2 separate regions of the Mus musculus genome follow, and region 2 is linked to region 1. A link is a loop called in an ENCODE intact Hi-C map of the cell type or tissue named here. Cell type or tissue: left cerebral cortex. All regions are shown on one strand. Each heading gives the region's core, and the rest is flanking DNA. Links, peaks and the distances in the headings are about the cores only.

Evidence for each region. A loop is a pair of places that touch in the nucleus more often than their neighbours do. Peaks named below come from ENCODE experiments on the same cell type or tissue, not always from the same donor. Only the 100,000 strongest peaks of a DNase experiment are listed, where the experiment ranks them.
Region 2: a loop joins it to region 1, with 4 times the contacts of the local background. A loop is called at or near these places in 4 of 42 quality-filtered maps.

Annotation. Positions count from the first base shown.
Region 1 is chr13:92,350,804-92,366,462 of GRCm38, reverse strand. Msh3 (mutS homolog 3) reads left to right here and starts at 11,460. Exons shown (of 24, transcript NM_010829.2): 1 at 11,460-11,700; 2 at 13,121-13,238; 3 at 15,012-15,232. The coding sequence starts at 11,563. It overlaps Dhfr (dihydrofolate reductase), which reads right to left and starts at 11,680. Exons shown (of 6, transcript NM_010049.3): 1 at 11,119-11,680; 2 at 10,764-10,813; 3 at 8,431-8,536; 4 at 672-798. The coding sequence starts at 11,204. It also overlaps the pseudogene Gm19308. In left cerebral cortex, for the core only: CTCF peaks have their summits at 8,634 (motif pointing left) and 11,725; DNase peaks (open chromatin) are centred at 8,574, 11,390 and 11,731; H3K4me3 peaks cover 1,832 bases; H3K27ac peaks cover 597 bases.
Region 2 is chr13:92,417,065-92,432,723 of GRCm38, reverse strand. Ankrd34b (ankyrin repeat domain 34B) reads right to left here and starts at 6,755. Exons shown (of 5, transcript NM_175455.4): 1 at 6,523-6,755; 2 at 5,504-5,648; 3 at 3,872-3,954. In left cerebral cortex, for the core only: no CTCF peak of the experiment used is centred there; DNase peaks (open chromatin) are centred at 4,029, 5,732, 6,845 and 8,809; H3K4me3 peaks cover 1,767 bases; H3K27ac peaks cover 856 bases.

The DNA.
Region 1 (15,659 bases), core at 7,660-15,659:
GGAGGCAAAGGCACAGCAGCACACCCAGGAAATCTCCAGGGAGCTGAAAGCCATACCATATAAGATAAGCACTATGCTCAAGAAATCAGACTGATTCTTAAACTGAAAATAACTAGTATTTTGAATTGAAAATGACTCGCATGTGGGAAGAGCTTGGCTAAAGAACACAAGACTCCAGTTACACAGGAAGTGTAAGATCTGGGCTCTACTGCACTGCATGGCGACTGTGGTTAGGAACAAGGTCTTACTTACTGTGCTCTTCAAATTGCTGGGAGTTGATTTTAAGGTGATATATCTCAATTTAGCCACTCCACAAATACATGTTTCAGATTATCTGATTATTTGCCAGTTTAAAAATAGACTTAAAAATAAGGCATTGAAGTTGGTGGGAGTGGGTGGGAGGGTGAATCTGCCTAAGGTACATGAAGTATGATGCACCATCATAATGTAATACAAGGTCTTATACATTAACATATAAGTAACTTCTATTTATAAGTATGACTGGTATAAATTATAGATCTTACATTTACCTTAATATTTATTGTGCATGAGTGTCAAATATTTCCCTTTGGCACCTGTGTAGTTTACAGTCAGGACAATGTCCTGTTTCCATGTGCATGGTGGCAAGTAGAGAAGGGTAATTCTTTCTATTTATACATAACTCTACTTACCTGGTAAACAGAACTGCCTCCGACTATCCAAACCATGTCTACTTTACTTGCCAATTCCGGTTGTTCAATAAGTCTTAAGGCATCATCCAAACTTTTGGCAAGAAAATGAGCTCCTCGTGGTGGTTCTCTGAGGTTCAAAAAAAAAAAGACTTATGGTTTTTGTAAAAGTCTGTCCACACTAGTCAAATAATCCGAATTGGCAGCAGCTAGTACAAACTATGAAAACTAATTCTTTCAACTCAAAGTACTTGGAATGTATGGCCAGTGTCCAACATGCATTCTACATTTCATGCCTGAATAGTACTTGCAAATCAAAACATAAAACCATATGTGACACCCCACTGTTTCTGTAGTGGAAAACAACCTCAACCGTAGCTGTCTCTGCTGTGGTGGGGAGGTGGTCAGGGTGGAAAGGAAGGAACTCCCTGGAAGCTTAATAGGGTTCCATGGGTAATCTTTGTCAACACTCAGCTCACGTGCATCTTGCTGTATTAACACCTACCACAAGCTAGAGCAACACGGGATTCTAGTTAATAACACATAGGGAAATGGACTCGTTCTCCCCTTTATTTTGAAATGTGTGGACAAACAGCAGCAACCAAAGTGGTGACGGTGACAAAGCAGCACAGTAAAATTAATGGCAGAGTCCACACGTTGTCTGTGCAGCTGTTTAATGGAAGAGTACGCATGATGACTGTGCAGATGTTTAATGGTAGAATCCACACAGTGGCTGTGCAGATGTTTAATGGCAGAATCCACACAGTGGCTGTGCAGATGTTTAATGGCAGAACCCACACAGTGGCTGTGCAGATGTTTAATGGCAGAACCCACACAGTGGCTGTGCAGATGTTTAATGGCAGAACCCACACAGTGGCTGTGCAGATGTTTAATGGCAGAACCCACACAGTGGCTGTGCAGATGTTTAATGGCAGAACCCACACAGTGGCTGTGCAGATGTTTAATGGCAGAATCCACACAGTGGCTGTGCAGATGTTTAATGGCAGAATCCACACAGTGGCTGTGCAGATGTTTAATGGCAGAATCCACACAGTGGCTGTGCAGATGTTTAATGGCAGAATCCACACAGTGGCTGTGCAGATGTTTAATGGCAGAACCCACACAGTGGCTAAGTAGATGCTTCGTGAATAGTTCTGTCAGTTTGGATACTGACCTGATTAAATATTAGACAGAGAATATCCACACGATTTTGAACACCTGAAGCAGCATTCAGATTGTTAATGTATGTGGGAAAAAGAAGTCATATTTTGAACAATATGGAAAGGAGAGAGAGTGCTTGAAAATGAGCTTGTTACCAGTTATATAACTAATACTCGGCAAGGAAAATGTTAAGTAAACTCACTAATTATGCTGACTAGATCAATTTCAGATCTCATATTTGATGGTGAGGGGAGTTGCAGTTCCCTTTATAAATGAAGAAACTTATACAACCAGGCTTTTATAGTGATTAGATACAGAACAGAAATTACTAATTCAATGTCAACTCTTAGCTGGTGCTTTAAAAGGATTACTTACATAATCGCCTTGAACTGGTAGTCGTAACAATGATTAATCAAGGACTAATGGGGACTATTCATTTTCCTGGTGGCATTCTCCCTCTCTTCTTGGTTTCTATTTTACTTTTCTCACTCTTTGTCATACGTAAGGGAATTAGGATAGAGCAAAAATATATTTAGACTTACAGTGGAAAAACAAAACAAAACAGCGGGGACCGAAGTAAGTTAAATGAGCTGAGCTATCACAAAAGGTTATCAGGGTAACTTTAGGGACAAGACTGGATACGGTGGTGTTCAAGGACAGAACAGGAACTAGAGGGAGGAAAGATTTAAGAGTCATGGAGAAGATGATCTGGTTCATAAATCATCTATGGTGACTGGAATGCTGATTAAGGAACTGACATAGTCTAAAGCTGAGAGCAATATGCTCTCTACAGGGACAGGAATGTGCTTGCTACGCCTGAGGTCCTGGGTTTGATGCCGAGTACACACAGGAGAATAAGAAGAAATCACCGACGAAGTCCTGAACTTAACGTGTAACCCAGAGCTCCCAAGAGCAAGAGAGCGTCCCAGGTCTACAGAGGATTTTCTTTCTCTACTACTTTTTCCTGACATGTTCTTCAGGATCTGGAGTCTGATTTAAAGTCACTCACAGCTAAACAACTTTTATGCTCCTAATTTAAAAAAAGGTTCATGTAGAAAATGTAGTGCCTTCCAGTAACCTTTGCATACTCAATTAGTATGAAATTTATCCTGTGTAAAGAGTGAACAAACTCAAGTCCCTTACTTCCAAAACAATTCCTCCATGATTTCTCCAAAGCAGAGTGGCTCTCATGTCTTCCTGGTACCTTGGGCTTTTCCAGCTTTCAAGTAACTGTTGATTGATGCTCTTATGCACAGGTCTTAAATAACAATTGACCTATCCAGGTTATCATAGCCAGTGCTTCATTTAATGAACGGCTCTTTTCTATCTTTAGATCACTCTGGCTCTTTATTTTAGGATATTTTCTTGGTCATAGTAACTCTCAAGGCAAGTTTTCAGAAGAAAATGAACCTCAATTAATTGTAATTAAATAACAGTCTTGTAATAGGTTGGGAGAAACTGAAGAGAAACAACCTGTTTGATACCGAATTAGATCCTAGAATAATAAAGAACAGCAATGGGAGGCCTGGTGAAATGTGAATAAACTCTAGTTTATTTAAAACACCAACCCAAATCAACCGAACCCAAGATAAATTGTTGCTGTGAACTTGAAAGAAAAGGGGCGGTTATATGAATTCTGTGTCAAGAATTGTGTGGACATGGCTGGTATTCTGTTTCTTAACTAGAATTACGATGTGTAAGTAGATGTTCAATCTTGAAACAATGTTTACAATGTGTAACTCATTAGTCCATTTAGTAGAACCAGTCTCCCATGTAGCTACTAGATAGTAACTTAGTTTCTAATAGTCCAAGTAGGGAAATATACAATATTTCCTAACTTCTGATATACAGAGTTGAGTCATTAGGATGGTCTTATTTTTAGGACACCCAAAGACCACTTATTCTGTAAAGAGTTCTCAGCTTCTAGGTTGGCAATAAAGGTTTAAAAAGTCCTTTTACCTATTGCGATGGGATGGTAATGAGACAGAGGCCAAAAAGCATGAAACCAGAATAGGAAGCTGTGCAGAGGTGAAGATACGTGGTGATAATCTGTGGTGGGGCAATGATAGTGCCTGACTCTGCCACTGAGTGTCAACACGGGAGAACCATGCCCCAAAGCACAGACCCAGCACGCTTCCTTAGAGATCACTGCAGGCTACAGTGAAGTAATTTAACACATGAAAACTCAGAGAAAGTTGAGGGTAGGAAAAAAGTAACTTAAGGTGAGGTTCAAAATACTAATAAGACAGTAGTGCAGTCTCTAGTCACCTAGACTAAAGGAGAGGGTACACGTTGATTTAGGTAGAGAGATTCATTTAATTCTTAGTATTCAAGAAGTGAAAAAAAAAAAGTGATCTACTAAGGTAAAAAGTGAGATCATGAGTTTATTCACTGTGATCCCATTAATGTTAGAAGGCAAAAAGTTGGGCTGGAGAGATGGCTCAGCAGTTAAGAGCACTGACTACTCTTCCAGATGTCCTGAGTTCAATTCTCAGCAACCACATGGTGGCTCACAACCATCTGTAATGGGATCTGATGCCCTCTTCTGATGTGTCTGAGGACAGCAACAGTGTACCCACATACGTGAAATAAATAAAATAAATCTTAAAAAAAAAAAGGCAAAAAGTTTATGTACTATGAAGAAATCAATACCATTACTGTTCATTTTTATGGTGCTAGGGCTCAAACCCAGGACCTTTATGCATGCTCCTCCTCCAGCCCCTAATATTAATATTTTCTATAAGCTACAAGGCAGTAAGGTTAGGACTGGTATCTGCTAAGTACTGTGCTGGGTTCTTTCTTCTGACTGTGATAAGAAACTTGAGCCAATCAGCTTAAGGCTGGAGAGATCTAGTTTGGCCGGCTACTTTGTCCTGAGATAACCACGTCAGGAAACATGTGGTAGAGCAATGAGACACCCCTTTGGAATGGATCCCCTTCCAAAGCTAGGCTCTAAATGATCCATCTCCCCCAGTCAGGCACCAGCTCCTAATATTCCTTCAGTTGTAAAGTTATCAGTAAGTTGATAAAGTTAGTTTCAGTCCTCATGATTCAATTACCCCCACCCCACTCCCACAAGTCCATCAACTAGAACAGATTTCTGGGGACATTGAAAATGCAAACCATAATAGGTACCTTTCGTGAGTGAGACACTTAACATGCAGAATCCAATGAATCCTGAAAAAATCATCCTAAGAGCGGCTTTATTGATCTCATTTAGTGGGTAATACAGTTGAGGTTCAGCAAGCTCCACTCAGGACCTGCCTACATCCCAAAGCTGCCTGGAGCCAGAGCTTAGCCCTGAACGGGCGATATATGTGGATCAGAGGGAAAGGCTTTACGAAGAGGAGAATGTCATAACTAGAAAGAATCATTACACCATGAAACTTAGAAGAGCTTTTATAAAGATGATTTGCAGTGTGCTAGACAATTTGTACTGTGTTTGTGTGTGTGTGTGTGTGTGTGTGTGTGTATGATATGTTACATCATGGAGGCAACTGAGATCTCTAAACATAATTTCTGGAATATAGCACTGATTCAAAACGTTTTTAATTTTTGGGTACCAAGCCCCCCCCCCCCCCCACTTCACACATACACAGTTATTTTTTGTGACTGTCTAACTCTATAGCCCAGCATAGCATCAATCTTAAGAGCTTTCATGGCAAAGCCTTTTAAGTGATGGAATTATGGGTGTGTGGTACTATGTCCTCCCCTACTAAAAACTTCAGCCCTCCTCCAAGTAAATCAATGTATCCTTCTAGGGTTAAAAGGTGACTTCTGGTGTGCTCCGAGTCATGCGACCATTACCACGGTCTTGCCCTGTCAGCAGGCTTTGTTAGCCCCATGTCAGTTCTATTAAAGTTACAACTTGACTGCCTAGAAAGCTTGCAGGCACTCTCCTCTCCATGCCTTAGTGACTTTGGGGGTTACCTTGAGGATTCAGAATCTCCCCCTCTGGAGTTAGAGGCTAAAACCCAAGTTCTAGTAAAAGCCTGCATAAGCGATAGTGATTGCCATGGGTAAAGCTGTTCTTGTGATACAGGACCTGGCGGTGCCTGGTCCCAGCTATGAACAGAGGTAAAGTGACAACCAAGTGGAGAACCCAGAGATTGAAATTAAAAAAAATGAACCCTAATAACATCTCTAAATGATATTTCAACTTCTCCAGCATACTTGAAAATAAAAACCAAAACAAAACCCCCAAACCAAAGCACTTCAGTCAAGATTATAATGTTGACACAGAAAACAACAAAATCCAATTACATACACCATAGGGGGGTCATAAAGAAAAAATTAGACTCATCATTTGAGGAGAAATGCTGGTTCAACTGAACATCTCCCCCACTGAGATTTGTTAATGTTTATTTTAGCTCAAGCTGGCCATAAATAAATTTGAGTAGTATTCAAGAATATGTTATTAAAAAGCCCTGGGGAATAGCAATATAGCCCATGAATGCAGACTTTTTTCAAGGCGAGAGATCACCAGAATATCCTAGCAACCAAGAAAGGGAGCAGCATGAAGATGGAGGCAGATGGTGAGAGGCACATCACATAGTCCCCATCAGCAGAGGCAACCAATGCAAATGTTTGTATTTTCTTCTAATTTTTAACCTATGCCATTGTAGGAGGCATGTGGGAGGAACCCTACATAAGAATCTCTTAGCATGCAGCTATGGGGAGAGCTTTCTCTTCCTCCCAGGGCTGCTCTAACTTCTCATTCCGATGCTTGTCTTGCAGATGTGGTGACATCTATGAGGACTTTGGTTTAAACCACCGAAAGGCCTTCAGGGTAGAGCTCAGACTTCCCAGAGTGACCAGAGCACCCCTGGAAAGTTCTAGCTTGCTCTCCCTGATGTGTGCTCTCCACAGTTTTGGATTCATGTAACTGCACCTCCCATTCGTGAAAGCCAACCCCCTACAATGAAGCTCTTATATAACTATAGCTTCTCTGGGTGCTTCTCTGGGTGGGTCCTGAATAAAACACGTGGGAGTGACATTCTTGACTGCAGTTCAAACAAGCAGTGCCTGGTCCTCTAACATGGTGCATCATTGCTGATGACTACGGATTAAGTTAAGGAAGAATAGTCAATATCCTGAGTCCTAACTTTCCCTTAGATTGTTGTCATCTGCTGATCAAAAAAATCCAAACTAAAACTCCTTTGAGATCCAGGAAGTTATTTTATTAAGTAAAGACTAGTAGCAACAACAATTTCAAAGTCATGGTCAAGGTCAAAGGACCAGATTTGACTTCTAGCTAATCTTATTTACGTACCCTACCACCTCCAGTCCCTTTTAAAAAAAAGTTAGTTTCATTAACCTTTTGTGTGTTTGTCTATAACACTTACATGAGTGTCTGTGCACCATGTGCATGAAAGCATGGAGCCTTGGAAGCCAGAAGAAGGCACTGTACCATCTAGGATTGGAGTTAGAGCCAGTTGTGAGCTGCCACATGGGTGTTGGCAATCCAACTCAGATCCTCTAGAAGAGCAGCTAGTGTTCTTAAACTGCTGAGCTATTTCTTCAGCCCAACCACCTCAGGTTCTTAGGACATTTCCAGTCACAGAGAAGGAATCATCTAGTCAAATGTTACTTTGGAGGAAATGAAATGTCTTGGCAGAAACCAACTGCAGACACTCTTTCTCCTGAAGATTCCTGGGCCATTTTAATACACTGAACTACTTCACCTCTGACACTGTACAAAGAACACACAGTATCTGGGTATTGTAACTAACTAGAGACAATAGAGTACATGACCATGACCAGTCTCTGCAAGTCCTTCATATTTTACTGTGTCTAGAATTGATTCCAAAAATGGGATAGCCACTTCAATTCGCTGAAACTAAAAACATAGGCACTTTTAGATTGTGAAACGAGAAACCAGTTATAAATCTTATAACTGAGAGCTAGGTCTATAGAAAAATGGTTTAAAGGAACCTGCAGAACTGTTTCCATATTTTTTTCTAATTCTTAAGGTGATAAAATCAAGCACTTAAAGGAACAGAATTAAGTTGCCCCATAGTGTAAGTGGCCACTCAGTTTCTATTGTTGTAGTAGGTAGTGTGGTTCAGTGGCTTAAGCAGATGATAGCGTCTAAGTCTCTTAAGTATGTTGGGTAAGTTCTGACAGTACCAACTGGTTTGGACAGTGAGTGAGTCATTTATAAGGCACTGGGAGGATAACACTGTAAAGTATCTGTTGTGCAAGTATGAGGACCCAAGTTTGATCCCCAGCACCTGGTTCAAAAACGATGACTGGCTTGGTGTTATGCACCCATAATTCTCTCTGTGGATCAGCAGAGACAGGATTCCTGGATCTTACTTACTGGTCAGTTAACCCAGACTAATAGGTGAATACAGACCCCAGCGAGAGACCCCATCTCAACAAAACAAGGTGGACAGACCCTCAGGAAGGACACAGAAGAGCAACATTCAGGTTTGTTTGCATGGATACATGCATGCGTACCTGCCTACATACTCGTGCACGCACACACACACGCACACACACACACAGGTGTTCATTCTGCCTTATCCTGTTATGTACTGATTTGTGCCCTGGGAAACAGATCACTTTTCTTGTAATGAGCTCATGTTATAACACTTACTTGAGTTCTCTACTGAGAACTATATTAATTCTGTCCTTTAAAGGTCGATTCTTCTCAGGAATGGAGAACCAGGTTTTCCTACCCATAATCACCAGATTCTGTTTACCTATAATACCAAGCAGAAAAGATTATCAGAAAATACACATATATTGTCAGTGACATACATAGGCAAGACGATTGTCATAGTGACATCTAGTGGGCATCCTTTAGAAAAATTAAGACAAACAGCTTTACCTAAAATTCAGATTTAGTTCTCATTAACTAAATATAGTTCAATTTTTCAGTTTGGCTCATGCAGTTCATATCTTTTACTTAGGTTTTAATCCATTGCAACCATGCATAATTTCAGTCCACAGGGCTCAGGTTGACTGGATTTTGTAATTCACTTGATATCCTTACATGCTTTATTAGTGTCTAAAGTGGAGAACAGGTTCTAATCCTGGAATTCTTGAGATTGAATGTGTTCACCATCTTAAACTACTTGTCTCTGATTCATCTATCCCAGAGAAATAATACCTATCTCTATGTATATTTAAGATCATCTCTACCTATCTATATTCAGAGGTCAGGGACCTTTGCAGAAGACAGGGGCAGAAAACATGTAAGAGTTGGTAGAAGGGGAAGAGAGCTGTGAAAGGCTGACTTTCGGCCACGACAGGGCTCACATATGTATGCATCAGTTCTCATCTGGCTCCTGCACAAGATCAAGCCAGGCAAAATTCAAGTATGGAGGAGGGTTCCTGAGGCCCCTCCAGTAGGTATTGGTGTTGATGGCTGCTGGGAGATGGAGAGCCCATCTTCTGGTCTGGACTGATTGTAGATTGCTCACATCCTAGTCAATGGCCACACACAGGGTTATTAATAACAAGTAGAACATGACTTAGGGAAGGAGAAGGGGACTCAGGGGGAGTGAGAAGGTAAATGGATACAACCAACATAAACTGGGTAAAAATATAAAGCTTTTATATTTTTGTGTAACCCATATGCACAGGCCAGGCAGTGTGACTGGGTGTCTTTATCTATCTTCTTGAGACAAGTTTTCTCACTGAACCTGGAGCCCACAAATTGGCTACAGAGCAAGCCCCAGAGATCTTTCTGTCTGTGCCTCCCTAATGCTGGTATTACAAATGTGCCACTGTGTCCAGCTTTTTATTCGGGTAGTAGGATTTGAACTCAGAGTAGACTGTGTTAAGATGGCATCTGCAGCTCTTCTTTGGCACTGCCTACAAGGTGGCTGCCATCTGTTTTGCTGCATCATGGCTGTTCGCCGGCCTCTGGTGAAGCCCAAGATCATCAAAAAGAGGACCAAGAAGTTCATCAGACACCAGTCAGACTGATACGTGAAAATTAAGGGAAACTGGAAACCCAGAGGCACTGACAGCGGGGTACAGAGAAGATTCAAGGGCCAGATCCTGATGACCAACATTGGTTACAGGAACAACAAGAAAGCCAAGCACATGCTGCCTAGCGGCTCTAGAACTTTCTGGTCCACAATGGCAAGGAGCTGGAGGTGCAGCTGATGTGTAACAAATCTTGCTGTGCTGAGATTGCTCACAGTGTGCCCTCTAAGAACTGAGGAGTCATCGTAGAAAGAGCAGCACAGCTGGCCATCAGACTCATTAATCCCAACGCCAGGCTACTCAGTAGAGAACATGAATAGGTGGCTTGTGTGCATGTTTTGTGCCACGCCCCCAAGATGGCATTTGTCAACCTGTCTACACAGTGACCTACTATGTTCTCTACTAATGTTCAACATCTACACTGCTGACTTCTTTTTCCCATCAGCTCTGCCCTCCTCTCCTACAATGATAAGCAATAAGCAAACATGTCTGTTAGGAAGAATTACAGCGAATGTCCTTACAATCACAAGTAATGGGAAACTGCCTTATAATTATTGCACACCACTCCCCATTCTTTTAAAGTCAGTCACCCAGACTGCCTCACTGAAGACCACAGCCTTCATCCCACCGTGTCTTCCTAAAGCCAACAGATTTAAATTATTTTTAGCCTCTTCTCCCCTGCATTTTTCTCCATTTACTCAAGTCTTCTGTCTTTCAGTAACAATTCTAAATACCGGCTCAGGTCTCTATTCAAAGTGCTAAATTTTGCTGCCGATTCTGCCCAGTTATATTCGAGCTATATGCACTTGCTAACAAAATTTCAAACATAGAGTATTCTAAGAGGATGTTTAATAAAATCTGGGAATCGCACAAAAATTTCTAGCAAGAAACAGAGATCCCAGATTCCCAGGGGAGACTTTCTACTCATACCTCTACCATGTAAATCTTGCTTCAAGCAAACATAATTCTCATGACTTAATTACTCTACATTACCTTCCACTGAAGAGGTTGTGGTCATTCTTTGGAAGTACTTGAACTCGTTCCTGAAAGTTAGAGAAACAGTTAACCCGTCATGTATGCTCAGGCTCCATTCAGCGACGAAAGGTGCAAGTCCGGTGTGGGTGTGGGGGGTGGTGTTGCTGCCCGCTCAAGGACAGGACTTTGCTCCCGGCCAGGGAGCCTGTGAGCAAAGGCTGGCACAGCAGGGGGATCACCGCGGGAACCGGTAGCTTGGTCTCTGGCTGAGGCCGGTAGGCCTACCGCTCACGCCCGTCCCGCGCGTCCAAGCCAAGTGCATGACCCTACTCAGTGAACCGCCTCAGTTTCCCGAGCCCAGCCCGGCCAATACCTGAGCGGAGGCCAGGGTAGGTCTCCGTTCTTGCCAATCCCCATATTTTGGGACACGGCGACGATGCAGTTCAATGGTCGAACCATGATGGCAGCGGGGATAAAATCCTACCAGCCTTCACGCTAGGATTGCCGTCAAGTTTGGCGCGAAATCGCAGCCCTGAGCTGTGTACCACTTGCGCAGCTTAGGCCCCGCCCCCACCAAGGCCCGCCGCGCATCCTATTTGTGCAGCTAAGGCTCCGCCCCTACCAAGGCCCGCCGCGCATCCTATTTGTGCAGCTAAGGCCCCGCCCCCACCAAGGCCCGCCGCGCATTCTATTTGTGTAGCTAAGGCTCCGCCCCCAAGGCCGGTCCCGCACAGGTTGAGGCGTGCGCGCGCGCAGGCGCGAGAAAGTGCGGCCGCGCGCTCGCGCTCCTAGCAGGCCGGCTCTTCTGCACACTGCAATGCCCCGCGGGAAATCCGCGTCGGGAGGCTCTACTGCCGCCGGCCCAGGCCCGGGGAGGCAAACGGTTCTAAGCCGGTTCTTCAGGTCTGCGGGAAGCCTAAGATCCAGCGCGTCCTCCACGGAGCCAGCAGAGAAGGTAAAGTACGGCTCCGCGGCGCCCCTAGCGTCCACCTAGGCGAAGGCCGTCCCGGGCGGGTTCTGTCTGGGACGGGGCGGAGCTAGAGGGCGGGGTGGGGCCGGACCGCTAGGGGCGGGGTCAGGGTGGGGCGGGTGCGTAGCCGTCGTGGCCGGAAGCGGAGGCCTTATGGAGAGCTTATTAATGGTGGGTAGGGCTAAGGGGCGGGGCCAGGGAAGGCTTAAGGTGGCGGCTTCTTCTGGTCCTTGTTTTAGTTGACTTTTTTACCCGACCAGCGGTAATAGATTTGAGGTCTTGGTGCTTCCAGTCGGTAGCCGGAACCCGAGCCAGAAACTTCTATCGTGGTGAATGGCGAGGACTGGCCGGCCGGCCCAGGATGCGTTTTTTAACCTCTGTTCTTCATTCTTTCCTTTACATTTTCCCTACTGTATTGATGGTTGAAGAGGAGCTTTATTTACATATGCTTGCTTGGCTGACTAGAAGAAAGCTGTCATTAAGGCTAGTTTCTCAGAATTCAAAACCATGTGCTCTGTCTTTCTGATCCCCGTGCCAGAATATCGTTTTACTGTACAGATTTCCAGTGTAAGCATTTAGATGGATGAAGTTTCTGTACATGCTTATAGTTGGCTACTTCCTGTTGCTTGCAGCCCATCAGATAGTTCAAAGCAAAGCAAAGAGAAACAAAACCAAAACCCCATCGTGATACTGCCACAAACACAGGCCCAAGGATGTTTCCCACACTAGCTGGCAATGTGTCACACTTGTTCAGGGTGAGTTAAGGCCTCGGTCATTTCCCAGACTGAAGATGTAGAAGGTGATTGTAACGGGCATCTCCTGTATTTTACTGCAGTTGCAAATCAGTTTAAGAATCTTAACCCATTTCATTTATATTTCTTTCCAATACTGACTAATGCTCTACTCTCTCTTTTTAAGGCTTTTTTTTTATTTCTGTACATTCACTAAGATTCATTTTGCACTCACCACTGAGAGGATATTAGGCAAAAGTTTTAAGTTTTTCATAGATTATCTGCCAACAGATAGTCTCAGGACATCTTTTAATAGTGAATGGAAGCTTTGAAACAGGAAATACATTGGTCGTTTATTACTCCTCTTCCTTCTATAATTTTGCATTTTGAAAATAGATTTTTTAAAATTGATCTTGTAGAAGTATTTTATTTAACATATGAGTAGGAAAGTAGAGAATTCCACATAATTTTAGTAGAATGTGAGGTAATGAGAGACTGTTCCTGCCAGTTTCTGTCTCTGATGGCAAAAACAGTCACCCCCAACAGCCTTTTCAGAGTAAAAAGTAGAGTGGCAGGCAGGAACTTACTATCATTCTGCAGCAAGGTTAAATAACTCCAGAGACTTCAAGCTTTAGAATAGTGTTAATACACCATTTCCAACCTTCCCGATACAGGTGACAGAAGGTGACAGCAGGAAGAGGTCACTGGGAAATGGTGGGCCCACTAAGAAAAAAGCAAGGAAAGTTCCAGAGAAGGAGGAAGAAAACATCTCAGTAGCAGCTCACCACCCTGGTGAGTGCCAGAGACTAAGTATTCTCAGCTGCTGGCTTCCCCAGAAGGCAGAGGGGATCATGGGAGTGCTGAGCTTTGTTTTCCTGTGTAGGGAAGGAGCCCTGCTGCTCCTCAGCTGCTGGTTGAGAGGCTAGGCCCACAGAGGAGCTCAGTTCTCTTAGTAGTTCTTCCAACTTTCTCTTTTGTTCACTATTGCTGTATTTTTTAAAAAGTGTGTATGTGTGTTTTGCGAGTGTGTGTGTGTGTGTGTGTTGTGAGTGTAGATGCCTGCATAGGCACGAGGCATGTAATCCTCTGAGAGCTGGAGTCACAGGTGGTTATCAGCCATCTGATGTGGTTGCTGGCAATTCAGGTTCTCTGATGGAAGGGTGGTATGTGCACTAACCACTGGACAATCTCTCCTGCCATGTTATGTTTTAAATCTTGGTTATAAAGATGAAACATTTGCTAATGATCTATTTATCACATTTATTTGTGTGTGTCATAGTACATAGGTAAAAGAGGTCAGAGGACAATTTGCATGAGTTATTTCTCTCCTTACGTTGTGTGAGTTCTGGCTTTGAACTCAGCTTCTAAGACTTGTTGGTAAGCACTCTTACCTAGGAAGCTCTCTTCCAGTCCCCAATGAGCCTTTGCTGCTGTTGTTGTTGGAGACAGGGTTTCTCTATATAGCCCTGGCTATTCTGTAGACCAGGCTGGCCTCGAACTCAGAAATCCACCTGCCTTTGCCTCTTAAGTGCTGGGAGTAAAGGTGTGCGCCACCTTTCCCTGCCCCAGCGAGCCTTCTTATTATCTATCTTAACTCTTTCATGTTTGACTTCAAGAGCTGTACTGGTGAACAGAGCCTCTTCATGACCTATACCTCTAACCCTGCTCATGACCATCTTGTCTCCTGCATCTACCATTTTGACTTTTTCATCCCTTTTATTTCTGCATCCAGTCAGCTTTGGCTCTTATCATTTTCCTGGGATAGTTTATAACCAGAAATTCTGCATATTACACCTTTCCAGAGAAGTCTCTAGTCCGTGCTGAGTGGGAGAAAGGCTCTCAGAGCTTGAAGGGTGAGAAGAATGTAGGCTCAGTTTACTTTGAATCAGTTCTTTTTATTTCAGAGCTTTCCAGACTCCATGGTGGCCCCATTCTGAGACTTAAGCATTTTGTGTTGCCAATTGAATTGGCTTTTTGCTTTTCTAAGGATTGGGTGTGACTCTTGTGTACTGAATTAGTGACTATACATCAGTTCCCTGTCTAGCTTCATATACCTGGCCTGTCTGTCATTATACGCAAAGAAACAAGAAGCAGAGTTCCACTAGAGTTCTGCTTTTTAAAATTAAAATTGCACTGCTTATTCTTTTATTGTGTGTTTATTGTGTGTGTGTGTGTGTGTGTGTGTGTGCGCGCGCGCGCGCATCTGTGCATGGGAGCCATATATGTGTAGAGGTCAGAGCATAGCTCGAAGGAGTTGGCTTTCTCCCCCCATCTTGTTGTTTCTGGTCATCACAGAACATAGGTCATCAACTTGGTGACACCATTCCTGCAGAGCCATCTTGCCAGCCTCTTTGACTATACTTCTCTGTGGATTTCATCAGTGAATGAAATTATATGTATGCTTAAATGGGTCATCTTTACCTTGAACATGGTGTTCTTTATCACATTATAGCTAGGTGCATTGCTCCAATGGGAATGTCCTTCTGAAAAATTCTATGCAAGTTATGAATTGTCCTAGTGAAGCCAAAATACTATTGGTGTGTTTTTTTCTTCATATTTCCCAAGAGGCAAAGAAATGTCTGAGGCCCAGGATTGTTTTAAAGTCCCTGGAAAAGTTGAAAGAATTCTGCTGTGATTCTGCCCTCCCTCAAAACAGAGTCCAGACAGAAGCTCTTCGGGAGAGACTTGAAGTTCTGCCAAGGTGTACTGATTTTGAAGATATCACTCTGCAACGTGCAAAGAATGCGGTTTTGTCCGAAGATTCCAAATCTCAGGCTAATCAGAAAGTATGTAACTGCTGCGTAGGTGAATAACTAGTCACCTGGGTTCTGAAGTACTTTTCGCTTCTTTGAGGTTACACAGGAAAATAAATGGTTTCCATATCCAGTCATCCTTGCTAGATGAGAGAACATTTGTGTCTTAGCTTTTCTTGCTTCTTTTCAGCATTTAAGAGTTTTACTTTTATTTGGGGGAGAGTAGTTGGTTTTGTATTAAGACACAACACCTACAGGCAGTCCTGCTGTACTGTGTGGGTTAGGAACATTCATGTGGGGTTGCTTCTCATTGGCAGTTTACATATTTTGCATGGGGAATCCCAGTGGGCATCATATACGTGGTTTTTTCAGTTGAAGGCTTGGCAGATACAGTCAGTTCAGAGGTAAAGCAAATGAGTATAGGCTTTATATAGATGGTGACCAGCTCTGCATTGCAACA
Region 2 (15,659 bases), core at 3,926-11,925, 70 kb before region 1:
ACATACAAATTGGTTTAATATGCAAAGAAATTAGGAGGCACTGGAACATAATATCAAGTACAGAAACCACTTAGTATCCAAGCCAAGAAAGGATTCAGTAGCAATCACAAAAAAAAAAAAACAAAAAAAAACAAAAAAAAACAAAACAAAAAAAAAAAACAAGTTTAAAAAAATCCTTAGGCCAAAGTCATGTTTGAGAAATAGACACTTTAATAAGAACAAGTTACAATGTTTTGACTTCTTGTTTGTTTGTTTGTTTGTTTGAGATGAGGTCTCACTACGTTGCCCTGGATATCTAGAATTCACAATGTAGACCATGTTGGGTCTCAAACTCACAGAGATCTGACTGCCTCTGCCCCCAAGGCCTATGCCATCCTGCCCTGCTCTGACTTTCAATATTACACTAAGACTCTTATTTGGTTGTTCTCATTCTTAAGTCTAAGAACCTTTAAGTGTGTGGAAAGATGGAAAGACTTTAGTTTACTTTACACACACACACACACACACACACACACACACACACACCCCTCTTCTACAACAGGAATCCTGAGCAGTTATGCTTACAGCTTTTCTCTCACCAAGGCTAGAGTCAGGAGGCTCTAAGACAGCGAACTGTCAACAAACTAGAGACTGGGATATCTGAAAGGGCAGTGGCCTCTTCTTTATTCCTCAGAAATGGGGATGTTGTGGACCGCAGGGTATCAAGGAGGTTGAGCTGAGTACCAACTGGCTGCCTCCTCTATCATGTAGATGATGGCAGCATAAAAGAGTCTAGGAGGCTTACTTTTCACTGGAATAAATTCTGTTTGTTGTGTATGGATGTCAGTGCATGTTCACTGGGGTGGGGGCATGCCTGTGTGTAGCCAGAGGTCAATTTCCAGTGTCCTTCCGGAGCTACCCACCTTGTTACTTAAGGTAAGTACCTAGGGATCTCTGATAAGGCTAAGTTTAGCTGGCCAGAGAGCCCGGGATCTGGCTGACCCTCCTTTCCCAGTGCTGAGATTTACAAGTGTGCACCTTTTATGTGGATACTGGAGACCAAACTCAGGTCCTTGGATTTACATGGCAAGTACTTAACCAAGTGAGCTGGCTCCCCAGCCTTGAAATTATGTTGGTTGCTGACACTGGCCTGAATACCTGGGCTCCAGCAATCCTTCTGCCTCAGTCTCCAGGGTATCTACAACCATAGGCATGTGCTTCCACACTGAGCTATAATGGCTTCTTAGTCCACTTGAATTGTAATATTTCATAGGGCCATCTGTTACTGTTGAAAGTTCAATGTTTTTAGAAGAGGATTGTCAGATACATCCCTCCCCAGAGGTTATGACCAAGCTCTCAGAGCATCATCGTACAGTCACTGCCTTATTAGACCAACCCTGTCTTTAGGCCTTCACCCTCTCTGAGGGGGTCATTACCCTTGTCAGATCAATCTGTAAACCCCAAACCTGACAGTTGAATATGATCTCTCTCTGTAGAGTGTTTGATGAAGACTTCTCTTGCCTGGAACGGTCTTTCCTCCCGTAGGAAGCTCCCTAAGAACCCAGAGCTGAGAGCGTGTGGACATGCAGTCAGCCCATTTGCTTTCCTCCTTTTACTGACACTTTCTCAGTGTCATTGCGCCCTTCACATAGTTCACAGGTCAACTGGAATAGGTTCAGAGTCAGACAGACCCAGAGCTCAATCGTAATGTTCATAGATGTTAGCTGTATGCCCTAGTCAAGCCTTGGCCTCCTGAAGGGTTGGCTCCATCATCTGTGGAGTGACAGTCTTATAATAGGTATGCTGTGTGCCCATGGAAGTGAACTTAGCACCTGACGGAAGGTTTTCTATTGAGTCTCCTGCTTGGTTCACTCCTCTTTTCAAGAATTTTATCTCAGAATTTAACCTTCTCTTTCTATTGCATCCCAAACCCAAAGCCCTTTAAAATAACAGAGCTGGGAAGAGGACTTGGGGAGTAAAAAAGTTACTTTGAGAGCATAAGGACCTGAGTTTGACTCCCAGAACTGATGCTAGAAGAAATATGAGCATGGGAGTGCACGCCTGTAACCCCACACTCAAGAAGCAGAACTACACAGATCCTGGGCCTCACTGGGTCAGCAAGTTAGCCCAGCCTACCTGGTGAGTTCCCAGTTAGTGAGAGACTTTAAAGAAATGGTAACAGCTAGGGAGACATCTTAGTCTGTAAAGGACTTATTGTGTAAGTGGGAGGACCAGAAGTCAGATCCTCAGCATCCACATAAACGTAGGGTGGATATGGAAAGTGAAGACAGAACACAGACACACAGACACACACACACACAAACACACACACACACACAAAGGCACACTCACACACATACACACACACTCACACACAAACACACACACTCACACACATACACACACAAACACACACACATACACACACACAGAGGCACACTCACACACATATACACACACACACATACACACACACAAGCACACATACACACACACAGAGGCACACACATACACACACACACATACACACACACACACACTCACACACATACACACACACATACACACACAAACACACAGAGGCACACTCACGCACGCACGCATGCACATAGACCTGTAAGCCAACATGTGCTCACAAATGAGCAATGTGCATAAATATATGTATGCACACACACACACCATGCACACATACCACAAAATAGACAGTGCCTGAGAAATGAAACATGGTTTTCCTCTGGCTGCCAAATATATATATATATATATTTATGTGTACCTGCACACACATGACAACATACAGATATACACAAACTAACTAACTTTAAATTACAGATGGACTATTGGAAATGACTTTTTTACTCTGTAAGTAATGATTCATCAGATTGAGTGGAATCTGGTAAGAATTTCCTAGATTTTCCTTATGGGTCCCTACATTATTAGACGATTCTAATTACTAAGTAGTTGTATAGATCCTTCTTTCTATTTTATTTCTTTCTTATGTTTTATTTTATGTGTATGAGCATCAACTATATGTATGCCTGTTATTTTATGTGTATAAATGTTTGCCCATATGTATGTCTGTACTGGTGCCCTCAGATGCCAGATTAGGGCACCCGATCCCCTTGAACTAAGAGATATAGGTAGTTGTGAGGAGCATTGTGGGTCCTGGGAATTGAACCTGGGTCCTTTGGAAGGGAGGCCGGTGATCTTAAGAGTTGAGCCATTGCTCCAGCCTCATTTCTGGTTAAAAGTAGGTCTTTAACTTTAGTTAGAATACATCACTGTTCCCTGCTGGTTAAGCTTCCACTCAAAATTTTTATTGGGAGGACTCAAAGGTATATACTTCCAGGGACAAAGGCAGCTAGAGGAAAGGTGTTATCGAATGAGCAACTTCCAATAAGCTTTGGAGGGAGAGGAGGGCTGTCAGAGTGATCAATGCTGCCATGTATATAGTATATATGACCCTTGACCTATAGGCCCCAGTAGGCCCAGGCACCATGCATGCAGGGTGGCAGTGAGGCAGGCACAGGGCAAAAACCAGAGGTGGGTTGAAAAATCCATGGGCAGATCATCTGGACTTCCCGATGCTGCCCCCACCCTATGTAATTGACAACCAGTTTCTTGGGCAAAACCCCAAAGACTGGCCATATGAACAAATTGCTCAGAAAGATCAGAGATACTAGAAGCATCAGATAGTGTGGACAGAGGGGGAGTTTGCAGGCTGGAGCTGGGATTCCCAGCTCTCTATTCTGCCACCAGGAAACTAGAAAACAGTCAAAGTATGGCACCTTAGACTCAGGGGCCCTTGGGGGAAAAATATCTGTTGACAAATGGAGCAAACCATACCTACACTCACCCTTCCAGACACCCACTCTGAATGGAAATAGAAAGTTACCTGAAAACATCATCCCTAATTTCATACTTGGGTTTAGTCTCTTCTCTCTTTGGATGAGGTTTCTGTCAGCCAGCTGTCAGCTCCTACCAAAAGAAATCAGAGCTATTCAGAGGCACATAAACACGGACGATTTGTTGCCTGCATCTCTCCCATTTGAAGTTGAGTGTTTTAATTCCTTGTTTAGAAATCCCTACAGTGTTCGGTTTATCACATTTCACCGACTCTGAGTTTGTAAATGAGTCTGGAATGGATCCCACGCACAGCAACCTAGTCTGTTTGCAGGCAGGCCCACCCCTCGGTGCTCATCTGCTTCAATCCATATTTTGTACAGAGAGTAGGAAAGGTGATTGGACTCTCCCAAGGTCATTCCTTCTTTCTGCCTGTCTGGAGTACGGTATCTCCCTGCCTGTTAGATGATGGACATCCCACGGCAGGGCCCAGTTGGGGTACCTGATTAGTGTGGTACCCAGCATGGTCGTGCTATATGTCTGACATGCTTGGAAAGCCATCTTGGAGCTGATTCCTCCTATTGCCTTTGTCCTCCCACCGTCCCCAGCTTTCTATTCATTAGGACAGGAGAGAGATTTTCCTTTGTGTTCTCTCTTATAAAACAGTTGTCTGGCTGTGGAGCCATAAAGTGGGTATATGACTCTAAAGCTCAGAACAGTCCTTTCTCTTATCCTAGTTCCTGCCCTGGTGTGAAATGAGTTGGGGAACCTGGGCTCTTCCAGAGTTACCAGGTTTGGGAGTGTATTGTTCCTAAGTGGGGGTGGGGTGGGAGGGGAGGCAATAGCTACATTACTGTAGATGATTGTGAGTTTAAAAATCGGGAGGCATTTACTGCTTAGGAATTCATTAAGTACTAGGTTCCAAATATGCATCACCCAATACAGGTCCTGCTTATGTGAGTCCCCTGGACTGGTGGGACCTAACAGGGAGATGTCAGGTTTTACACACCAATGGCATCTCCATCTTTTCTTAGTCCCAGAATCATGTAAGCCTTTAAAAAGGATTTCTTACTCCTGTTTGTTTCCTGGTTGCTTCCAAGCCCTGCATCTGCTCACACAGGGGTGCCTCCACCATCATCCCCAAGTTGTTTGAAAATTAATTTCCTTGCAGAGGTGAAGGGCAGAGTTGCTGCCACAGTCCAGAGGAATAGGGAGCCCACGGGTCCCACGGAAGACTACAACCCTGAGCAGGAGCCAACCAGAACTTGAGGCTTGCAGCTTTCTCTTCCCAGTCAGCTCTTCAAAATCACTGTCCTGATGGGCAAGCAGTCCAAAGCCAGACAGCAACTGGAATGAGGCCAGCCAGAGGTCATAAGCAAAATGTGTCTGTTCCCAGCAAGCAGAGAGTCGGAGCCAAATAAAAGATGCACTGACTGCCCAGGAAAAGTCAGCTTTCTTGGGTCTCCAGTCTTCTAAGAAATATTCAGGAACTGCCCACGGGAAGGAGTTAGTTTATAAGGTGTGCTGTTTCCCTCACATAGCTACAAAGCTAGGCTGGCTCCCATGAGCTCCTCCTGGGGCTAGGTTATGGGTGCCTAGATCCCATCTTCTCTTCAGAAGATTCCCTCCCTCAGCAGAGACAGAGACGGGGGAGGGGATGAGGATGGGGGTAGAAATTGCAAACCTGCTCCTCCAAAGTGTCTGGGAAGCGGCGAGGTACCAAGGTGGCTGGATTTCCAGACTGTTGAGTGTGCAGGCGGCGTGTCTCCAAGGTCCGTGCCTGGTTTCCTCAGATTTTCCCCAGTTCAGGAGAGAGCAAGTCCAAGGTGCTGTCGGAGAAGGGCAAAGGAAGGTGACTGGGGCGACAGCGCTGGGGCGCGGATGGGGGCGGGGTGCTCATTTCGTCGCCTCCACTCCAAGCCAGGGCAGGCAGCTGCCCAAGAAAAAGGCTTGTGCCGGGAGGCCCTGGGCAGTGGTCCCCGCGTAGCCTAGCACTCGGCCCTCGCTGGGGAGATGGCGTGCCAGAGAGCAGGCAGCACTGGTCCTCCGCCCGGGCTGGCGCCGTTCCTCAGCCCGCTCTCCGCTGAAGGGGTCTGGATGCCCGGTGCCAAGGATGTGCGCACCCGGGAGCCGCAGGGACCGGACTGCCTACCCGGCGACCCCGGTTCCTGCAGCCCGAGGTTGCAATCGGCTCCGCGGCCCCAGCCCGCGCTCCGTACCTCCGCTGCCCAGCGGCCACGGGCACCTGCGGCCACGCGCTCCTGCCGGACCCCGCGACCCGCGCGCTCCACTGGCCGAGTGCGCGCCGCTCCCGCCACGGGGCTCCCACCCCGCAGCCCTGGGCCCCGGGCCGCTCCTCCCGCGTCGCGAGGCCCGAAGGCGGCGGAATCCGCAGACCCGCGGGGTCCGAGCGCGAGCCGCCAACCGGAGCTGGGGACTTGCGGGAACCCGGAGGCGCGCGGCGGGGCGCGGGCGAGCCGGAGTCTCCCGGGAGGCCCCTGAAGCCCGCTGGCCCTCGGTGGCCCGTAGTGGTCCGCGGTAGCAGGGTCTCCGTCCCCACACTGGCAGCTGCGGTGTCAAATGTGCGGCAGGTGCCTGTTCGCGGGGCGCACCGCGGCCACACGGCCTCGCGACCCTCGGTGCCTCAGTCTCGCAGCTGTCACCGCATCCCAAAGTTTCCCCAAGTGCAGCGGGCGGACTGACCTGGGACGCGCTGTCGGCTCGGCAGTGGTCCTTCACCTTCCTGATCGGCTCCTGCTCGGACGCTCCGTCCGAGCTGGGTGACTGTCGACGATTCGGCGGCGACTGCGATCTCAGTCCCCTGTCCGTGTCACCGGGCCCCCGCCCCTGCCCTGCAGACACAGGCGGGCCACGAAGCGCTGGAGCGGGAGCGGCGAGGCGCGCACCTCGCCAGACGCGGGGCTGGCGCTTCCGCTGGGAGTGACGCGCCCGCGCTCCGCCGCGCTGCAGGTGGGGGCGGCGGGCCAGTCCGGGCCCCGGGGCCAGAAGATGCTCTCCGAGGCTCCGCCTCCGCTCCTAAGCCCCGCCCCGTCTCCACTCCAGGCCACTGAGCTTTGACAGCTGCGACTGGTGGGAGAGCGAATGGGCAGAGCCCAGGTAGCCCAAGAAAGATGACGCCCCTCCCCACTAGTCCCCGTGCCCTTGGTCCGGGTCTGCGTCCACGTTCCCTTCCATCCCATAGCCATCTCGTTGGTCTGAGATTCAGCCTTCACAGGTTCCTTCCCCCACTTCAGGTAAAGCCAGAGCCTCACTAAAGAACTGAACGTTTGTAGGAGCAACCGTTTTGTTTTTATTTTATGAATTTATAATTTCATTATACTCTAATTAAGGCTTAATGGAATAGCTAACAAAATTTCGCAAAATAAATTTGAGGTATTAAACTCCACAGAGACATGAAGAAAAAAGGAAATTATGTAAACGAGATAGTTTCAGCTTTTCATATGTATTGAAGGAGGTGAGAATTCAAGGCCAGCCTGGGCAACATACTTGCCTAAAATCAAGCTAGTCTGTAGTTTTTCCATCCCCAAAGGGGAAGATAATAGACCCTTTGGCAGACTTCCTCTGCTTAAATAAAATTCCTGTGAAATGGTTCCTTATAAACATTTGTCACATATTCTCAGGACATGTTGCACCAGAAGCAGGCTCTAAGAAGGTGGACTACCTGGGGTGGGTCACCCTTTGTTCACACACCTTTGGGGAGTCCCAGAAAGGAGAGAGCAAACTTTTATGAAGGCATGGGTCTTTTCTCCATCTCTTTTTAACAGTTTTATTAGTATATACACAGCATGCATATTAAAAGGTGTGGACCACAAGTCTAATGATTTGTGTACAAACTGAAGCCAACAACAGAACGTATTACCAGCAACCCCAAAGGTCCCCTTATGTCTGCACCCTGGGAGGACTGGTGGCTCTGCCAGCACAGAACGGTTTTGTTGCTTGTGTGTTTTCTAACATCATTGGGAATATGTCTCGCTGCCTGGGTCCCCCCCCCCCACACACACACACCCTCGTTGTTACACTTCAGACAATATGTTATGTATGACTGTGCTTTTCTCCTTCTTTTCGTTCATTGTGTCTGTGTGTCTCAATTTGTTTTGCTTCTGGGAGACATTTAGGGCTATTCTCAGGCTTGGGAAAGTCCACAGACACTGCTATGAACACAGCAGGTGACATCTCCTGCCCACCTATCTGTAGACACAGTTTTGTGGGGTACACCTGAGAGTGGAACTGTGACTCATGACATCAACATGTGTTCAGCCTCTGTGGATGTTACCAAACCTCAAAGTTTATCCAGTTTTCACCACTACTTTATAAGTTCTTTATTGATTGCTCTCACAAACGAATCTCATTGATAATTGACAATCACCACATTTAACACAGTGCAAATTTATTTACTTGATTATAGTTACGGAAGTCAGAAGTGCAAACAGCTTTAATGTTCCTGAATTCAGCAGAGTTGCAGGGCTGTGTTGATTCTGGAGGGTTCTTAGGAGAGCGTCTGTTTCCCCTGCTCCTGGCTTTCAGAGGCCCTTTGCGTTCCTTGACTAGTGGTCCCATCCTCCACAATCCTATTCAGATGTCTCTGTGTCTATCTGTTTGTCTCTGTCACTGTTTCTGTCTCTGTTTCTGTCTCTGTCTGTTTGTCTCTATCTCTGTCTCACTCTCTGTCTCTCTCTCTGTTTCTCTCTGTCTTTCTGTCTCTCTGTCTGTCTCTGTCTCTCTGTGTATCTCTCTCTGTTTCTGACTCTCTGTATCTTTCTTTTCCCCTAACTCCTCTGCTCTGGCTTGTTTTTTTTGTCTCCCTCCGCCCCTCAGCTTCCTTTCCACCCTCTGACCTCCCTGCCTTACTTCTCTGTATTTGCACTGGGCTTCCTTGGATAATCTGCCATCTCGAGATTCATAATTTAATCACACCTACAAAGTTCCTTTCCCCACATAGCATAACATATTCACAGGCTCCAGAAATGAGGCTGTGAACTTCTTTGGCAGGCTATCATCTGGCTTCCTCCACCCACCACTGAAGTACTGGAAGCTATTTGCTAGAGACAAGAGATGTCTGGGGGTGGGGGGGGGTGGGTGACGGGAGTAATGAAGCCTGAAGGATTTTCCTGTTGACCTGGTCCTTACCAGGTCAGGAGATGGGGCAATGCTGAGAAGTCATCCTTCCTGGTCCACTGTTCCTGGGAGCTTTCATAGAATGAGAGTCCAGGCTGCTTTGGGCTAGAAACACCTATGCTGAGCAAAAGGCTAGAGAAGGCGGACCTGCTTTATCTAATGTATGGGATGCTGTGGTCTGAATGTGTTTCCCACAGTGCTACATTGAATTATAACTGCAATATTTGAAGATGGAATGCTTGGGAGGTGATGAGTCATGGGAGTATGGCCCTTAGGATGGGTTAGCACCCTTGAGAAAGGGCCTAAGGGGGTAGTAAGCTGGTGTCTGGGCATCCTCCACATGTGACAGGCAGTGCTCATTCTCTCTAAAGGACGTGCAAGCAGCACTGCTGGAAACCACAAGAGCAGCCCTGGCCAGATGCTGAGCTTCTAAACTTCCCAGTCTCTAGAACCCTGAGGGGCGCTTTTCAGTTGTCCCCAAGCTCCTCAGTCTGTGCTATTTTTCCTAGGGCAGTGTTAATAAACATTAATAAACCCTGGGACAGTGGGGCTAGGGACAGCAAGGAGACAGTGGCTAACACATTCCATGTGTACCTTGGGCAAAGTGTGTGGTCAGTGGAAAGTGCCCTGTTCCAGGCTGTGTCCCTTTTCATCCTCCAGCTCTTGGACTCATGGAGGAACTGTGAGGACTGAATTACCATAGCAGCCAAGGTGAGGTGTAAGGGCAGGAAGGGATGGCCTCTGTCTTGCTGGTCCCCAAAGAGGGCCCAAGACACATAGCTTAAGCTTAGTGATTAAACCCAGTGCAGCAGCTGTATCTGAGAAGGAGAGAGGGGTGGATCTGCAGCCCTGTTTTGCCAGCAAGACCACCAGGGCTCCAAAGTACTCTTAGGAGGGAACCAGGAACAGGGATTGCTGTGTGACTCTTCCCTGTGTCCTCCGTGCCACCACACCTGGTAAGGAGGCTTCCTGGAGTCCAAGGAAAGGAGTGCTGAGGAGATAGAACAAGGCAAGGACTGAAAAGCTCACTGAAGGCATCCTGCATTGTGGGTAACAAAGTGGGACATCTAAAATGGAAGACTCTTTGTGTTCACAGTTTTATGCCTTTCAAGATATGTTTTAAGAAAAGTAAGGGTAGATGCTTGGCTCTGATGAGTATCTTTATCATGAATTCCTCAATCTATGTCTGTCTTCTAGAGATAAATTTTGGTCTGTTGACAGAAGGGTTGTTATAAGTTCGTGGTCAGCCTAGGCTACACCACAAGACCCTGTCCCATAACAGACCAAAACCCCAAAAGCAAACAAACTAAATAAATGGGATGAAAATGCTAGAAAGATTAGCAGTGAGACTTAACGCTTCTTTCCAAAGATTGTGCTTGAAGCCAGAGCTGTTGTGGGGGATATATCTCGGCAAGGAAGTGTCTACCTGGTGTGCATAAGACCCTGGCTTCCATGCACCCACGCAGTCCAGCAGGGCTTTGTCCTGCCAAGCCACAGCTTCTAGTGTACTCCGTTGAGACTATCTAGCACTCCTTGTAGGAAAGAAAAGATGTCCGGAAAAACTGGCTTCATAACAGCTTCTGGGGTTTTTCTAAATAGTAATGGGATACAAATTTTACATCTAATCCTTGGTCCATGTGCTGGGGTATTTTTCTGGGCTGGGAGCTGGGCCTCTGCAACCCAATGCTTCCCAGCAGGTGCACAGCATGGTGGCTCTTAGGGCTTGAAAAATGTCCTTCAGAAGTGAGAGGCCCATATTTTTTTTTCTTCCAATACATTGGCCTATTTGACTTTTTATTAAAAGTCTCTGGTTTCCCAAAGTTTAGATGCCAAAACTTTGTTTCTTGGTCTTTACAGATGGTTTAGTAAATGGCTTGTAGTGGAGATGCTGAGATGAAGTTATCTGGTTTCACACACTTCAGTGGCTACGTGAAAGTTACATCCCAGGACGTAGAGACTCAAGGTTGTATATTTAGACTGCTGAGCATCAGGGTAGAGAAGCTGATGCATGGGGAGAATCTTGGACAGGAAGACAGGCAGGCTTAAGGACAGGGGCGTGATCCTTGAAGAGGGACAATTGTCCTATGAATTCTGGAATGTCCAGGAGTAGACTCTATATTTAAAAATCAGTTTAAATAGCTTTGGGTCAATTTTTGTACTTTATTTAAGTAGGTCTACAGTTCCCCCCCTCATAAGTTTGGGATAGAAGCAACTGACTTCTTTTTCAATCATATTTAGTAGTTTAGGTCTCATGTTCACAAAATGGCTACTTAGCTTTTTCACATCATATCCATAGTGCAGGCCTGACAGATCAGGGCTAAAATGAAGAAAATGAATGACAACTGTGTGTCCTTTGTGTGATTAGAAAAGCAATATACTTCCTGACTTCCTGCCTGACTTGAGGTGTCTACTCACAAGCTGAACTGGACCACAGGCTGCCTCTACCTTGAACAGAAGCAATTGTTTTCTCTTCCCTGCCTTCCTTCTTCCCTCCCTTCCTTTACTTCACTAAAATGCCAATGGAATCAGAGTCTGTCAGTAAAAAATGCAGACTAGCATATGTATCCTGCTATATGTACCCAGGATAGCTATCCAACTAGTCTTTGAAGTTCTCACTTGAACAATGGACCTTATCAGCTCATAGAGGCTCCTAAACTAGAGGGCTGCTTTGAATATTGATGAATTCATTTCCATAAGGCAGAATTGCACTGTAGAAGTAGGTAAGTCCCCCAATAAAGGGGAGGCTCTATACATGCTTCCACAGTGAGTATGGCCCGACACCAAGCATTGCTGTTCCAATGGTGTTTTTCTTTTGCAAGAGAATACTACAATCTGATAGTCACTCTACCTGTGAGGATTTGGAGCCGAGCTGGGACTTTTGGATGATAGAGCACGTCTCAGAAACCTGGGACTGAGTCCCAACGGTGTCTTGGTCTGGGGTTGAGCAACCTCTTCCTTGTGGTGCTAAGTCACCCGCAAGAGCAAGAACATTGAGGAAATTGAGCTATGGTGCTATTTCCCAGCTTCCCTGATGCTGACTAGAGAGCCATGTGACTAAGGTTTTATCCATTGATGACAGTGCTCAGGGAAATGTTGTACCTTTTCTCCCTTGCTCCTCTGACAGAGGGAAAGAGGTGGTTGAAGCTGCTCTGTGGCAATGGCAGAGCTGTCAGAGGGGTCTGAGTCCTGGATGGCTTCATGCGTGGAGCTGAGCACTGCTCTGGTACCTATCCTAGATTCAAAGCAGGGAGAGCTTCATGGCTTCATATGAGGTCTTTACATTTTGGAACTTTGCATTCTATCCCTTTATCACAACTAATATAACCATATCCATGATTTAAAACAGTATCTTTAAAAGCACATTTGCTTTTATAACATGTGTGAAGTATTTCTGGAAAGATGCATAGAAATTTTAACTAAAGGCTCTGTAGGGAGACGGCAACTGAGAGAATGGGAGATGGTGAGGGGAGGAGGCCTGGTTTGTTTTTGTTTTTGTTTTTTTGTTTATACTCCATGTCCACTTAAACTTGTTGAGATTTGAACAGGGTAAATGTAAGACTTATTTCAGAAATGAAGATGCACTGTAATTTGAAGTGTTGTTTGGGGCATCTTTACACTGGCCAGCAGTCAGCCTGCACAGCTTATCTCCCTGTCTCCTAATCTCATGGCCAGCAGCAGGAGAAAGGTGGTAGGTAAGGCTGGAAGATGGGGCAGCAGCCTGGTGTCTGGCTGAATGGCACAGGGCTGCAGTGCTCTGCCCAGCACAGCTCCTCTGGGTGCCGGTATCTGGATGGCTCGTCTCCCATCAGATTCTTGTGTCCGCTTGCAGGAGATGATCACTGCATGCAGATTAATGTCCCTCCCATCTCCTGAGCATCCCTCGTTGCAAGATGGTATCTTTTAATATAAAGCATTCTGAGCAATTCATCCTGAATTTTTGATTGCGCAACACGGCATTCTGCAGTCACCTGATGAAGTCTCAGTGCCCATCCTCGAAACAGGAGTGGATGCTCTTGCCCTTATATCTTATGTCGAAATGAGTGATTTATTATTTTCGTGTTCATGACTTTCAAAAAGACTTCCACTTCAAGGCCAAGCGTATAATCTTCAGCTTTTTTCTCCCGAAGCACAAAATGGAGGTTTCGTATTTAATGTGGATGGGGAGGGGTGAGGGGGGCACTGTAAGACGGACAGGAGCCCCAAATCTAATGAACATTTGAAGTAATTGTGTTATTCTTGCTTTCATGCAATGGTTTGTGTTATAAGCCATGGACCCTGGAAAGCACGACTCCCCTTGCTGGGGCACACCGCAGCACATCCCCTTCTTAGAAGTCCTTGGACTCCATTATCTTCCCCCAAGAGTGTTAGCCATGTGGATTGTTCAGTAAATTAGAAAGCCAAAAAGATCCCCATGGCTTCAGAAGCCACCTTTTTCTGATTCCCAAGTTGAGCCATTCAGGAGGCGATGCATCGTGTATACTCTTTTATAAACTGATTACATCAAAGCAGAAACAAAACCTGGGAGCAAAGGGGTCAGATGGGAGGGACAAGGGATAAGAGGCACGGTGGCAGGATGCAGTGGAAGATGCTCCCATGCATGAAAATGCTGTGTGTAACACTGCGTAGTAGTGAGAAAGTTACTTGCCATTGGCATTACTCATTTGAATTATTCCTGTGGTCTTCGCTGCCCACCATGCTGGGATTTATGGTGGAACTGTATGGCCAGGCCAGGCCTTCCTAGGATGACTTAATATAGTCGGATTAGATGTTGCTGATTCCTGAGTGTGTCCAGCATTTGACTGTCTCATGCCTCCCAGATTTATCATGAACTGTCTCCCTGTTACTGAGGCTGCCTCTGCAATGTGGTCATTTCTCTAAGGAACTTTCCATGGCCAGTCCTGCACTAAGGTGTGAGTCCACGCCATAGGAACCAGGGCTTTGCTATCTCTGCCGTCTGGCCCAGTGCTGGATCATATTAAGTTCTTGTGACTACAAATTGCATCAAATATACAAGCAGAATAAATAAATGAACCAAAAATGGAGATTCTTCTGTACAAAAAAAAAAAAAAATGGCTCTCTGACAAAGATTAGCAAACTATAACCATCATGAGTCAAATTATATCATGGACCAAATCCAGCCTAATTTTGTAAGGCCTGTCACTAAGCATACATTTGCATCTTTAAATGATTGGGGAAAAATAGAATAAAGCTGATATTGTTGGTGTCTAGGAATCACCTCACAAACCACATGACTCCCGAGCTCAGTCAGACAGGGAGAGTTTATAGAGCATACACCCGAAAACTGGCCGAGCAGGGCAATGGTCCAGAGTTGGGAACCGAACCATGACATTGAGTTAAGATTCTACAGGGTTTTAAAGCTCCAAATCCACAAAAATCTATGTCAAGTTAGTTCACCATTCCGGATTTAGAAATAGGGGATTTCCTTAGGACCATGTCTGTGTTGTACACTTATCCTGCTCCCATTGGTTGGGTATTCAACTGTGGCAGAGGACTTGCCTTGTCTAACATTTGTGCCCTAAGTTGTCTAACATTCACGTCTTAATGTGCCAACCAGGATGCCAGCTACTCGTGTACATGTCTCTTTCTGCCAAGTAGGACGTCAGTTCCCAGGGAGGTCTTGGGAACTTAAACTTAGACACCACTCAAAATGGAAGTCTTATTCCAAATAGTTTCTTATATGAGTGCAGGTATCTCTCCTCCCTTATGTTGGGTCCATCCCAGGGGCAGCTTGTAAAAGCCAATACCTTAAAAGCTTATACATAGGTGAAGGAAGTGCTGCTGGGTGGTTGGTTTGGGTCCAAATTAATTGCGGGTAACTATACAGAAGAGTTCTACTGACTTCTAATGTAACTGGTTTCCAAGGGCACAGAACATAACAGAATATGTAACCAGTCTTGGCATTAGACAGTTTCCTTATAATGGCAGGCTAGCAAGGTAACTGTTACCTAGGCCTTAACATTGTACCTAGGCCTTAATATTTTACCTAGGTCTCAAAAATATGTCACATGAAATTATACAAAATTGAAATTTCAGTGACTATCAGTAAACTTTTACTTAAGCAGCCAAATACCCGTTAGTTTACATAATACTTACTGTTACTTTTGTACTATCATGCAGACTTGAGCAACACATTCTGATTCTTCTTTTTATTTATTTATTCATCTATCTATCTATCTATCTATCTATCTATCATCTATGTATCTATCTATCTATCTATCTATCTATCTATCTATCTATCTATGTATCTAGTACTACTAATATAGCCCAGTGTTGAAATCTCTGCCTCATTCTCCTCAACACTGAGATTACAAGCAATCCACTTCTAATCAAGGCTCAGTCCATCATCTGGATTTTTTGGTGGTCTCCATATGGCACAGGGAAAGGAGGCAACAAGAGAAGCATCAATGAGATAGATGCACTCAGCAGGAAGGAGTGAAGGCAGGTAGGCCCAGCTGCTTCAGCCTTAGACAGCTTCATATTGGGGCCCCTATCAAAAGATGCTGCTCAAGCTTGAGAAAAGCTTCCCTCTCACATAATTTTTTTCAGGCATGTCTCTTAGTTCATCCCAGGATCAATCAAACTGAAAATCAAGATAAGCTACCATACCTACACATATCTAAATCACAGTGCACTGTTATAGGAAAAGTAACACCAGCTTTGCTCAGAATTTTCACCCAGAATTG